Linked DNA regions of Homo sapiens: regions 1 and 2 are each linked to region 3. The links are chromatin contacts, found by Hi-C or POLR2A ChIA-PET in ENCODE. All regions are on one chromosome and are shown on one strand. The core of a region is the stretch at or near the end of the contact, and the rest is flanking DNA. Distances in the headings are between cores, read along the strand shown.

Region 1 (3,654 bases), core at 578-3,077, 3.1 Mb after region 3:
CTCACACCCATAATCCCAACACTTTGGGACGCCAAGGTGGGTGAATCACTTGAGGTCAGGCGTACAAGACCGGCCTGGCCAACATGGTGAAACCCTGTCTCTGCTAAAAATACAAAAAAAAAGTTGCCAGGCATGGTCGTGGGCACCTGTAATCCCAGCTACTTGGGAGGCTGAGGCAGGAGAATAGCTTGAACCTGGGAGGCAGAGGTTGCAATGAGCCAAGATCGCACCATGGCACTCCAGCCTGGGCAACAAGAGCAAAACTCCGTATCAAAACATAAAAATAAAAAGGGGTGCAGGAGGGGGTTCATATTAAATCAGCCTCCTAAGTTAACTTTGGCAAAAGAAAAACAGCTTCTGGAGGCTTCATCTAAACCTAGTAGGATCTACCTGGGAAAGGGCTAGGCGATGTTCCAGGGAAGAATTGAGCAATAGGCCCCAACAGAAAGAGTGTACAGGAGCACTGACAGGCCTTTCCAGAGGATGATCTAACATCTCCCTCAGCCCTAACAGAGTAGGTTAGAAGTAGCCCCAGGGGAGAGAAAGCACTCCTAGCACCACAAACCATCACTAAATTTACATTTCACTCTCAAGTGTCAAAAGGAACTGTTACCTTTGGACCCTTGTCAAATGCGAATTTATGACATCTGAATCAATATTAGACAAATATAGAGCTGTTCAAATCTCCTCACTTTAAGACCCCATCCCTCCCCCAGTGCCTCCCTCATGGTTGTGAGTTGTGCCTGAATACTCTTCATCTGTAAGAGTTTCACTTCTGCACCTTCCCGTTGGTTAATTCGTTCAGCACAACGGTCCAGACTCACCCACCAGTCACGGACACACTGGGCAAGCCTGGTTTCAAGTCAGGGATCACCTCTCCAAAATGGGCCGCCCAGCTTATCTCTGAAGGCCAGCTGGATTCTCGCCTCAAAACCCAGGCGGTGGGTGGCAGTGTTTCAACTGCTCAGTCCAGCCAAACATCGAGAGTAGCCTGCGCACTCCCAGAAAGGCCACCTGCTTCCGACACGTGCCTTTGCTACCCATCAAGGCGAGGCATGCTAAGGCCCTAAAGAGCTCGACCAGGCATTCTGCGGGCAGAAGTTCCACAAGTTCCTGCACGCGCACATCCCCCATTTCATGTTAGTGGAGTATGCCCAAGTTCAGTTTTCCTGCTTCCACAAAGGAGAAAGAACCTACCATCACTCTTTCATGGGGCACGAGAATAAGCACATGGTTTTTACTGAGCGCCTATCATTTTGCTATCTATGGTCTAACGATACACTTGTGAAGGAAGAATTATTATTAAAATGACCCACAGAGATTTAATAAGTTGCCCAAAAGCTTATGTTAAGTGTTGAGCTGGCTAGAGACGAGCCAGATCCGTCTAAATCCCAAGGGTTAAACAGTATGAAAAAGCACACAGGTGCTTCTGCTGGTTATACCCGCCTCCACGAGAAACGCTACAGGTTTTCAAGGTGAACACCCTTGCTCCGGCCCCTCCAGGCACCGTGCGGATTGGCAGGGAGGCCTCGGACGCCGCAAGCCGGGCACGCAGTGATAGGTCGCGGACGCCAGGGGCGGGACTCACTTAGGCCCCTCAGGACTCACTCGCTTGTGCTGCGCGTCAATACGGCGTTGGCCCCCTCCCAGCAGCGCGGTCCGGCGCTTGTTTTCGATGCGTTCGTTAACAGAGGTGGCCTGGCTGCAAAGGCTGCGGACCGCGGCGCGGAGACCGCTCGCCAGAACGCTGAGCCTTGCCCCGACCGCCGCCACCCGTAATGCCGCCGCCATTTTTGCTGTGCCGGCGCGTCCCCTACCGGCGCACCTGAGTACGCATGTGCTAAAGCGTGGGTACGGCGCTTGCGCAGCATCGGCTGGCTGTAGGGAGCCGCGGGGGCTGGACTACAGAACCTGCTTGGGAGTAAGGCGTGAGAGTTCGAGACCCGGTGCTGCCCGAGGAGGGTCGCGCAGAGAAAAAGTACAGGGCCTGCCTGGCTGCACAAAAAAGGGACATAGTCCTTGCTCTTCTCTGACCACCTAGACCCTTAACTTTGTCGTCCCACTTCCTACAGAAAATGATTATAAGATTTAACCAACATTTATTAAGCATTGTGCCAGGTGTTGCTTTTTGCACTTACCATGCACTAGCTTACTATCTGGATTTCACAGATGAGGTAAATCAAGCACAGAGAGATGAGTGATTTGATCAAGAGGCAAGACTGAGGCCGAGGTAGGTGAGCCCAGGAGCCCAAGACCAGCCTGAGCAATATAGTAAGACCCCACCTCTACAAAAAAATTAAAAATTAGCTGGGCATGGCGGCTTGCACCTGTGACCCCAGCTACTCGGGAGGCTAAGGCGGCAGGATGGCTTGGCCCAGGAAGTCGAGGCTGCAGTGAGCCGTGATTGCATCACTGCACTCCAGCCTGGGCAAAACCCTGTCTCAAAAAAAAAAAAAAAAAAAAGCCAAGACTGACAATGTGGTTGGCCAGGATTCAAACTCAGAGACCTATCATTAATATGTGCCAGATAATGAGCACAGGACCCTTAACCTCTAATCAGTAGTTCTCAAAGTATGGATCCCATTAAAGAAAAAACTATTCATGACACTTAATTATTCATGTTTAAGAATGGTAAGGCAAACTTTATTCAGGCCCAATCTGACAGAGGTAGGGATAGAGTTTTGCCATAAGTCAGAGCGATTGGGCTGAATATAGCAAAGTGGTAATTTATAGCTAAGGGGCAGTGTGTGGAAGTCAGTGGATGGAAAATTACTAAGAGGAAACATTGGCGGGGAATCTGGCTAAATTGACCTAACAGGATTCCTGCCCAAGGCAGGTCAGGGTAACTGAACATCACCTGGGGGATGGTGGCGGTATGGGTCAAAACCAGATATGGAGAGTAATCAGATATCAAGAATGGAGGATTCTGGCTAAACTGACTTGGCAAGTTTCTTGCTAAAATGGAATTCCACAAGGAATGACATGGGAGCCCACACTCAGGCCTAGTCAAAGAGAGAGCTCAGAAGAGCCTGACCAATGTTTGATCAAGGAGGGAATCTTGTCAATCCAGCAACTTCAGTATCACCTGGGAGTGAGTTGGAAATGCAAGCTCGAATTCTCAGAACTTACTCCAGACCTTTAAATCAGAAACTCTGGGGCTGGGGCCAGCCATCTGTTTTAGCAGATGACCTTTAGGTGATTCTGATCTGCTTGCTAAAGTTTAAGAACCACTGCTCTAGGAATTTGGAATTGTACTGTTGAGAGCTTGACCATCTGTTTCTCCCACTAACAGGCAGGTCTTCAAGACAAAGAACATGGTTTATATTTCTCATTTTTAGCCACAGAAAACTGCTAAAGTTGATCATGAGCCCTTCCCAGATCCAGCTCATAGCCAGGGCCTTCATAAAGTACAAATTCTGACCTATGACCTTAATGTTAATGCAATTCAACTCAGAAAACATTTTTGAGCACCTACCATGTGCCAAGAACTAAACATCAGTACTGATTGCATTTCCTGGAGTAGTAACAGTTCATCTAGATAGAGAGGGCAGCTTAGAGGCCAAAGCCTCTTGGCTAGGCAAAGCCCACCTGTATCTGTATAACTCCGTAATGGGTACTCTTGACCTTGCATTTGGGTCCTTGCTTTAAAGACTT
Region 2 (3,934 bases), core at 1,330-3,829, 4.6 Mb before region 3:
GCATCCATTCAGTTAGGTGATACAGCAGTATTTAAAACACACTCTGACTTTAAAATTAACCCAATACACATAGCCTCTGATGTCCTAAAATTTACTAAGACCCACACTAAAGTTTCATCTGAAGCCAAATATTTGTGTTACATTATTTGGCTGAACTAATCAAACGAAGCTGGTTTCTTTTAAAGCTAAAATGGGCAGTGTAGAGCTTGAGAAAAGAAAATAATATAAAGAAATCTGCACTTTCCTATTCATGCATTTTAGAAAAATAAAAAAAAAAAAAACCCTGTACCTCCAGCCCTCAGTGACAGCAACCCAGAAAGAATGTGAAGTATACCAAAATTACTTGTGAACTTTTAAGTCATTTTTTTCTCTTGTCATGGAAAGGAGCACGGTAACTTTTCCTGCAGACAGAAGGAGAAACCACAACCCCACAGTTGTAATCACTGTTCAAGGACACCGCACTGAAGCTGGGTGGGAATGTGCAGAAACAAGCAAATACTCCGAAAGTAAACAGTGTTTTTGTTTTTTGTTCTCTTTTTGATGTCACCAGTAAAGATTCCATCCTATTCCCCTAAAAGGCACATTACTTTTCAAAACAGTCAGACGAGAGCAAACAACGCAACTGGCGAAAGGCAAGAATCTCCTTCCCTGATACTCGCCCTGGCCTAATATTTCATCTCCCTTCAACTAGATTACCAGATGAATAGGGCAGGTCACAGGATCAGGATGAAAACGTCTGTCTGGCCTTAAGCCCTCCCAGCCCCAAGTCCAACGCTGCCTTACTTTTCCTGTTTCTGATTCTAATCCCACCCAAAGCTCGGCTCACAGATTAAACCCACCCCGACCACTGTCCCGTTCTCCGACTTCATCCTCCCCAACTTGTCCTCGAATTAGGTGTCCAAATGACTGCCAGGTAAATGAGCGAAAACAAAGACTCTGAGACCGAAGTTAGGCCAGCCACCAGCGCCAGAAAAGGAAGAGCGAACGCGGTGTAGAACACTTCAGAAGAACTAGGAAAGGTCCAAGGGCTCGTGAACAGTCTGCGCCGCGGACCTGCAAGCCCCGGCAGATAAAAGCAGAAAGGCAGGGTAGAGAGCGGAAGGAAACTCGCAGTAGAGACATTTTGGGGAGTGTTAAGAGACGCACTCCCTCTGGCGTTGAAAGATCCACAGTCAAATCCGAAATGCGCCCGAATCTAGGTAACAAGAGCAGACTCTCCATCAGCGGGGTCGCCCTCGGCCTCCCTGCACAGCCCCGGGGCTCCCCCGGAGACGCCCCTTCCCACGCCTGCAGCCTGGCCCAGCCCGGCCGAGTCCGAACTGGCGGCAAGCGCTGGCTGAGCCACTTCTCCCGACTCTGATTCCCACGCGCGGCCCCTCCCAGGACGCCCCCTGCCCTGGCTCCGCGCCTACCTGTAGCACCAGCGGCTCGGGGTTGAAGGCCAGGGTCAGCAGCAGCTGCATGCGCTCCGAGTCCTTGAGGTTGCGAAGCAGGAAGCTGCCCGAGTCCTTGGTCTCCGCGTAGCGGCGCACCAGGCGGTCGAGAAGGCGCTGCGAGGGGCAGTGCACCAGGTCCGACCAGCCCTCCACCGCCTCGGGCGTGAGCAGACGCACGTCGCCGTTGAGGCGCGCGAACTCGGTCCGGGGCATGGCCTGCAGCAGGTCGCAGCGGGGCCGGCCGGTGGCCCGCTTGCAGATGCTCTGGTCGAGCTGCGCCAGCTCGCGCTGCGAGCCGAGGCGCTTGAGCACCACTCGGCGGCGGCCGCCCTCGCGGGGCTCGCCGTACTGCGCGAAGTACACGTTCTTCACGTTGAGGAAGTCCAGCAGGCGCAAGCGGCCCCACGCCTCGAATACCACCTGCCCGTTGAGGAAGCGGCGGCACCAGCTCGTGCCGAAGCACGCCGGGCACTTATTGAGCTGCAGGAAGCGCCGGTCGGTCAGTTCGTTGCGCTGCCAAGAGGCGAGCAGCGACGGCGAGTGCAGCACCATCAGCACCAACAGGCTGCCCAGCGCCGCCAGCTTCAGCGAGCGGGACAGGCGGCCCAGCTTCGGGGGCACCAGGCGCCACATACCGCCCGCCCGCCCGCAACGGGAGGGCGAGGGCACCCCCGGGGCGCCCCCGCCGCGCCAAGACCCGGAGAGCTACCGGCAGGAACCCCGGGCGAGAGAAGGAGCTAGCGCGCGGGCTGGGGCGGAGGGCGGAGTAGGTGTGTGAGAGAGGAAGACGGGGAGCGGGAAGGCGCGGGCCTGAGCGGGCTGCGACTTCTCCCAGTCACTAGTCTCCACAACTCTCGAGCTCCCTCCTCCTAGCTCCCCGCCCTCCGACTCCGGCGGCGCCTCCTCCACGCCAGCCAAGTTATAGAGGAGCGGGAGGGGGAGGGAGCGCGGGGACCCGACGGTCGCGCGCCCGTGCCCGCGCGCACGCGCACTGCTGGCTTCGCACAAGAGCTGCGGCGGCAGCCAGCCACGACAAGTGGGGTCTGCGAGGAAAGGAGGGACTCACGGAAGGGGAAGAGGAGCTAGGATGTCTCACACCCACAAGCAGCAACGCACGTCTCAGAGCCGCACACCCTTGCTTGTGCGCGCTGGCTCTCCTGAGACCAAGAAGGGGAGCCGGGGGCGGGGCCAGAGGGGCGGAGCGAGCGCGTCGCGCGCCGCCCGGAAAGCGTAAGCGGGAGCTCGCGGGAGCGGGTGTGGGGGCGGTTCAGAGAGGGGGAAGCTCGGGCTCTTGAGGTGGGGGCATGAACTCGCGGTTTCTGGTTTCAGAAAGAGTCTTAATTACAGTCATCTTTTATGATTATTGTGGTTTACTGGTGCGTTCCTTTCACTATTGTGGAAACGGCCCTTTAAGGGAGGAGGGAATAAGAAGAAATGAACTGAGGAAGTCTATTGCAAATCCTTCCCTCTGGACGGCGCGCGAGGCGGAGGCAGAGCTGGCGCGATTGCCTCCCCTCGCCTTATATGGGTTGGGTGCGCGCCTGGGGGGTGGGGCGAGGCCGGGGAGTGCCCGACGGGGGCTTGTGTTCCCCTCAGCTCGTGCTCCTCGCGGTAGGGGGTGGGGCCTGTGAGGAAGACGGTGAGAAAGGCTCGAGTAGTGGCGGGTTTGTTGGAGCTTCATCTTTGGGGTTGTATCTGTAAAATCATTTAAAATTTTCTTGAGTGAGCACAAAATAAAGTTCTCAAGCCACCGTGTTAAAGGGAAAATAGGATGAAGGGGAACCGACGCGGCCTGGTGTCGCCAGGACGTCTGCCCCAAGCGCCGCGAAGAAGCCGGGAAGAGTTTGCCAGGCTTGCCTCTGCTGCCCGCCGGCTGCCCTAGCCCGTCCCCGGAGCCCTGCGGTTCCTCTCCGCAAAGCTGATTTCCCGGTGCCGCCCCTGAGGGTCCCTGAGGAGCGGGCCGCGAAGCGTTGCCCTGGCGGTAGCCATGGGGACCCGGGGCTGCTTGGTGCTCCGCACGGTCACGTTGACTCAGTCACCCCAGACTGCAAAAGTAAGGCGCAGATGCCGCACGAAAGCACTGTGTTTAGGGATAAGTTTCAGGGGACCCGGACTGTTTAGCAGTAGCGCTAGTAGATACATTATTATGCTATTCACTTTTAGTGCTAGAGTAGTTAAAATGAGAAGTGATTTTTAGTCTGAGGGACAGGTGGTTCCTGATACGTTATTAAACAACTGAGTCTTAACTGAGTTAATTTTAGGGCTTGAACAGTGCTTTTAGAAGACCATGGTAACTGGCATGTGTAGATCAACTCTACAGCGGGTTAATAAGAAACATCTATACCAGGTTATCAAAAGTAACAATACTTTCAGTATTGTTTAATTGTAACAGGTATTTGTTACAAATTCTTATAAGAACTCAGATTTTGAAAAAAAAACTTTGAGAAATTTAATAAATTCAAAATAGACGTGATTTTGTAACGATTTGCATTGAATAC
Region 3 (3,715 bases), core at 1,130-3,629:
TTTATCATAGCGCTCCTCGGTATAAGTGGGAGGTGTGGGGAGACATAATGTGAGAGGTATGGTATACAGGAGAGGTACGGGGCTTGGGTGATTGCAGAGGAAGAAACTAAGCATAGCCTGGACTAGGGATGGGCATGACAGGGTCAAAGAAAGCGTCCCAAGAGCCTCATCACGGCAGAGAAAAAAGGGAGGGAAAGTCTAGGCTAAGAGATTGCAGCTAGGAAAGAGGCTTGGTTCACTGGACATGATACTGAAGAGGCCGTGTGTTATCATGGAAGAGCCTTTGACATAAGCAGAGAATCAAATCTTAGCTCAGCCTCATGCAGTTTGCTTATTGCTTTGCCTAACTTCTACTTCCATTTCCATTAGCAAAAAAGAAAGAAAAAGCCATTTGTTCCTAGTCACCTCTTCTTCTCCTATAAATGTTGGTATCCCTACAGATTCTGAACGATGTCCTTTTCTCCCTTCTCAGATTCTTACTCGATGATTTCTCCTATCCTGCCACGACTTCAATTACCTTTATATGCCAGAAACTCTAAAATCTGAATCTCCTGCCAAGATCACCTTCCATCCAATTACTCAACCTCTCTCATGTACTTGAATACTGCCAAGTCAGAACCCATCAACTTTCCCTTGTCTCAAACCTGCATTTTCTGTTCCCTATCTCAGCATCATCCAGTAGGCCATACAGGCCAGAAATCTTACAGCCATTCCTAAATTCTCCCTGATCCTCCAGATCTAGCCAATAGCAGTAGTAATAACAACAACAGTAATCAAATAGCTGTAGTAATAATAACAGTAATTATAAGAGCTACCATTTATTAGCTATTTACTACATGCCAATACTGACTGAGCTAAGTACTTTACACATTCAGCCCATTTAATACTCACAACAACCCATGAGGTAAACACGAAGATTATCCCAATTTTACAAAAAAAAAAAAAAAACAAAAAAAAAAACACCACTGGCAGAGAACATACTGATTGTTTGCCTTCATAAATCTCATTTTAATCCTCCATTTCCCACTGCCACTACTCTAGTCAAGGCTATCCTCATCTCTTGCATCAGCCTCCCTTTCTCCATTCTGGCCCCACTACAGATCATTCTCCACAGAGCAACCAGAGTAATCTCTTTAAAATGTAATCAAGATTACTCCCAAGCTTAAAATTCACGAATGGCTTCCAACCTCATTTAGAAAAAAAGTTAAGGTGGTCTGCTTACCTACACTATGTCTCTCACTAAGTGATGTGCTCTATGAAGACCAGACCTTGTCTTATACTCATCTCTGGCACCCAGGGTTCCTCAGGGTATCCAGCACACAGCAAGTGCTCAGCACTACTCTCTCCTCAGTCTCACCCATTCACTCACCTTTAGTTACCATTTTTACTCCGATGTTCCTCACTTTATATTTAACTCCATACTAAACAGTTGACTCTTAAAGTCACCTCAAATTTAATGTGTCCCAAATAGGTTTAATTCCGCCTCCTTTCCCATCTCCTGATCTCATCTACTCCTGCACTACCCCCGCCCCCAAAATAACGGTTCCAACAATTAATTAATCTTCTTCATCTTGGTGTAAATGGGACAACCCTCTATTCCAATCAAAAACTTAAGAAACAATCTTAATTTGTCCCTTTAAACTCATATCCAAAGCCTTAATCAAGCCTTATCAATCCTACCTCCAAAATGGGTTCCCAAATATCTGTGCTCAGTCTCATTTCTGGACATCTGCTACTGTCCCCTATGCTTGAGAAGCTTCTTGCTTTCTCCTTAGCATGGCTAACCAGATCTCAGCTTTGGTCATATTTGCCAGGAACCCTTCCCTGACCTTCCAACCTAGTTTGAGTGCCTCTCCTGTGTGCGTCCCCTATAACAACCCGGGTCACACTGCACTGCCAATTCCCCATGGACATGAGTTCCCACAGGGAAATGTCTGTGTCAGTCTTAGTTTGCCATATCCCACAGAGCTTAGCACAGTGCTCTGCACGGAGCGGAACTCAGGCACTGTAGTTGAGTGAGTGAACGAATGAACAGATATGCAGGTGATGACAAACTCTACAGGTACAGAAGGAAGACAGCTGAATCTGAGGAAGCGCTAGGATACGTGTCGCGGGGGCTATCGCGTGGTTTTCGCCTGCCAGAAACAGGATCTACGTCTCCCAGAAGAACGCCCCAGCGAAAGTCCGGAAGGTCACTTACCGGCCTCGGAGCTGAACCGGCGGCGTGGCAGCCCCATCTCGAAAGAGCAAGGTAGCGGTTGGAGCAGGCCACCGTGCCAGGGCTGGATTCGAGCCCGGAAACAGACCCGTTCCACGCCCGGAGAACTCCTCAAGAGGCTCCACAGCAATACAGTTGTTCCGAGGGGCGCCATGATTATCAGAAGCCACTTGCGCCGGAAGTGGTTGGGAGGGATTCCGAGTCACACCCAGTTCTTGCAGCACTCTGGGAAATGTAGTCTAGTTAAAGGCGGAAAGGGCCGGAAGTCTTCCGGGCCCTTATAGATTGTTTCTTCTAAACTACTTATTCACAAGTAGACGGTGTTTATGTCCTTCCCTATGCATAAAGTTAAAACTTACACCTTTTTCCCTATATGCTCTTTTTCCTACCCGTTTCCATCGTTCTAAATAACAAATTTCCGGCCAGGCGCCGTGGCTCACGCCTGTAATCCCAGCAGTCTGGGAGGCCAAGGCGGGCGGATCACCTGAGGTCAGGAGTTCGAGATTAGCCTGGCCAACATGGTGAAACCCCCGTCTCTACTAAAAATATAAAAATTAGCCAAGCATGGTGGCGGGCGCCTGTACCAGGAGAATCGCTTGAACCGAGGAGGCAAAGGTTGCATTGAGCCAAGATCGTGCCATTGCACTCCAGCCTGAGCAACAAAGCAAGACTCCATCTCAAATAAACAAACAAACAAACACTCTAGCCTGGGTGACAGAGTGAGACTCTTGTCTCAAATAAATACATAATTTATGTATTCCACTTCCTGCCCAAACCTTCTCCCCCATCCTCAGGTTTAAATCCAACTACTTCTTAAATTTCTCCATCCACACTGCTCACATGCACCCTAAATCTAACTCCTGACTCCAAGCCCTGATTACCACCACCACCACTGCCACTGCCAATTCATACACCTGATTCTCTGTCTCAACACTTATTCCTTTCCTTTATAGCCCATTTTATAATCTGTTATTTTGCTCTTTATCTGCTTATTTCTTTTTCTCACCCCATGAACACAGTGACTCTACATATTTTATTGCAATATCACCTAGCCTAGTACATCTACGTGCACAGCAAACTTTTGTTGAATAAATGAATGAATGATTAAATGATTCTTTACATTTTTTCCAGCTATCCAGGATGTGCAGGTCTTATCCTTCTCTAGACTATAGATTGGTGCCTGTGCTAAGCACTTATCCCAAGGCCTGGGAAAACAGGGTGTTAGTAAACTCTTGTTTGACTTAGCTGGATGAATAGACTCACCTTCCAGCCTCAGCTATTTTCCCCCAACTTAGCATTAATATTAACAGTGCTGTTTATGAACTCATTCCCTATTTGGGAGGGGAAGGGAGAGCACTAGGCTTGGTGCCTATTTAGGCAAGTCTGCTGCCCTGCACTTCCCAATGCTTACACCTACATGATAGCAGGTGTCAGAGACTAGTGGCAGGATGAATGCAGGTGTCTCCCAGCCCATGCCTTTTCTCTGAAAATGAACCC

What was found. Hi-C counts contacts between places; a loop is a spot of excess contacts on that map. ChIA-PET counts read pairs that join two places held with the same protein, here RNA polymerase II (POLR2A). Pooled maps may share reads with other maps.
Region 1: a loop to region 3 is called in a pooled map, with 10 times the contacts of the local background. The contact joins the promoter of PCCB here to the promoter of MRPS22 in region 3. A Hi-C loop is called at or near these places in 5 of 50 pooled maps.
Region 2: a map of naive thymus-derived CD4-positive, alpha-beta T cell shows a loop between it and region 3 (24-fold over the local background). The contact joins the promoter of DIPK2A here to the promoter of MRPS22 in region 3. A Hi-C loop is called at or near these places in 1 of 168 maps with a recorded cell type or tissue (naive thymus-derived CD4-positive, alpha-beta T cell) and 6 of 50 pooled maps. POLR2A ChIA-PET finds 5 or more read pairs at or near these places in 1 of 52 experiments (OCI-LY7).

What each region holds. Positions count from the first base shown.
Region 1 is chr3:136,248,513-136,252,166 of GRCh38, reverse strand. It overlaps PCCB (propionyl-CoA carboxylase subunit beta), which reads right to left and starts at 1,827. Exons shown (of 15, transcript NM_000532.5): 1 at 1,609-1,827. The coding sequence starts at 1,791. RefSeq lists enhancers at 1,353-1,402, 2,033-2,092, 1,322-2,188.
Region 2 is chr3:143,970,468-143,974,401 of GRCh38, reverse strand. It overlaps DIPK2A (divergent protein kinase domain 2A), which reads right to left and starts at 2,579. Exons shown (of 3, transcript NM_173552.5): 1 at 1,413-2,579. The coding sequence starts at 2,069. RefSeq lists enhancers at 844-1,103, 2,112-2,692, 2,744-2,833, 3,104-3,213, 2,693-3,273 and silencers at 1,254-1,493, 1,984-2,633, 2,964-3,013.
Region 3 is chr3:139,342,684-139,346,398 of GRCh38, reverse strand. It overlaps MRPS22 (mitochondrial ribosomal protein S22), which reads right to left and starts at 2,379. Exons shown (of 8, transcript NM_020191.4): 1 at 2,201-2,379. The coding sequence starts at 2,372. RefSeq lists enhancers at 1,772-1,891, 1,902-2,001, 1,978-2,272, 2,232-2,321.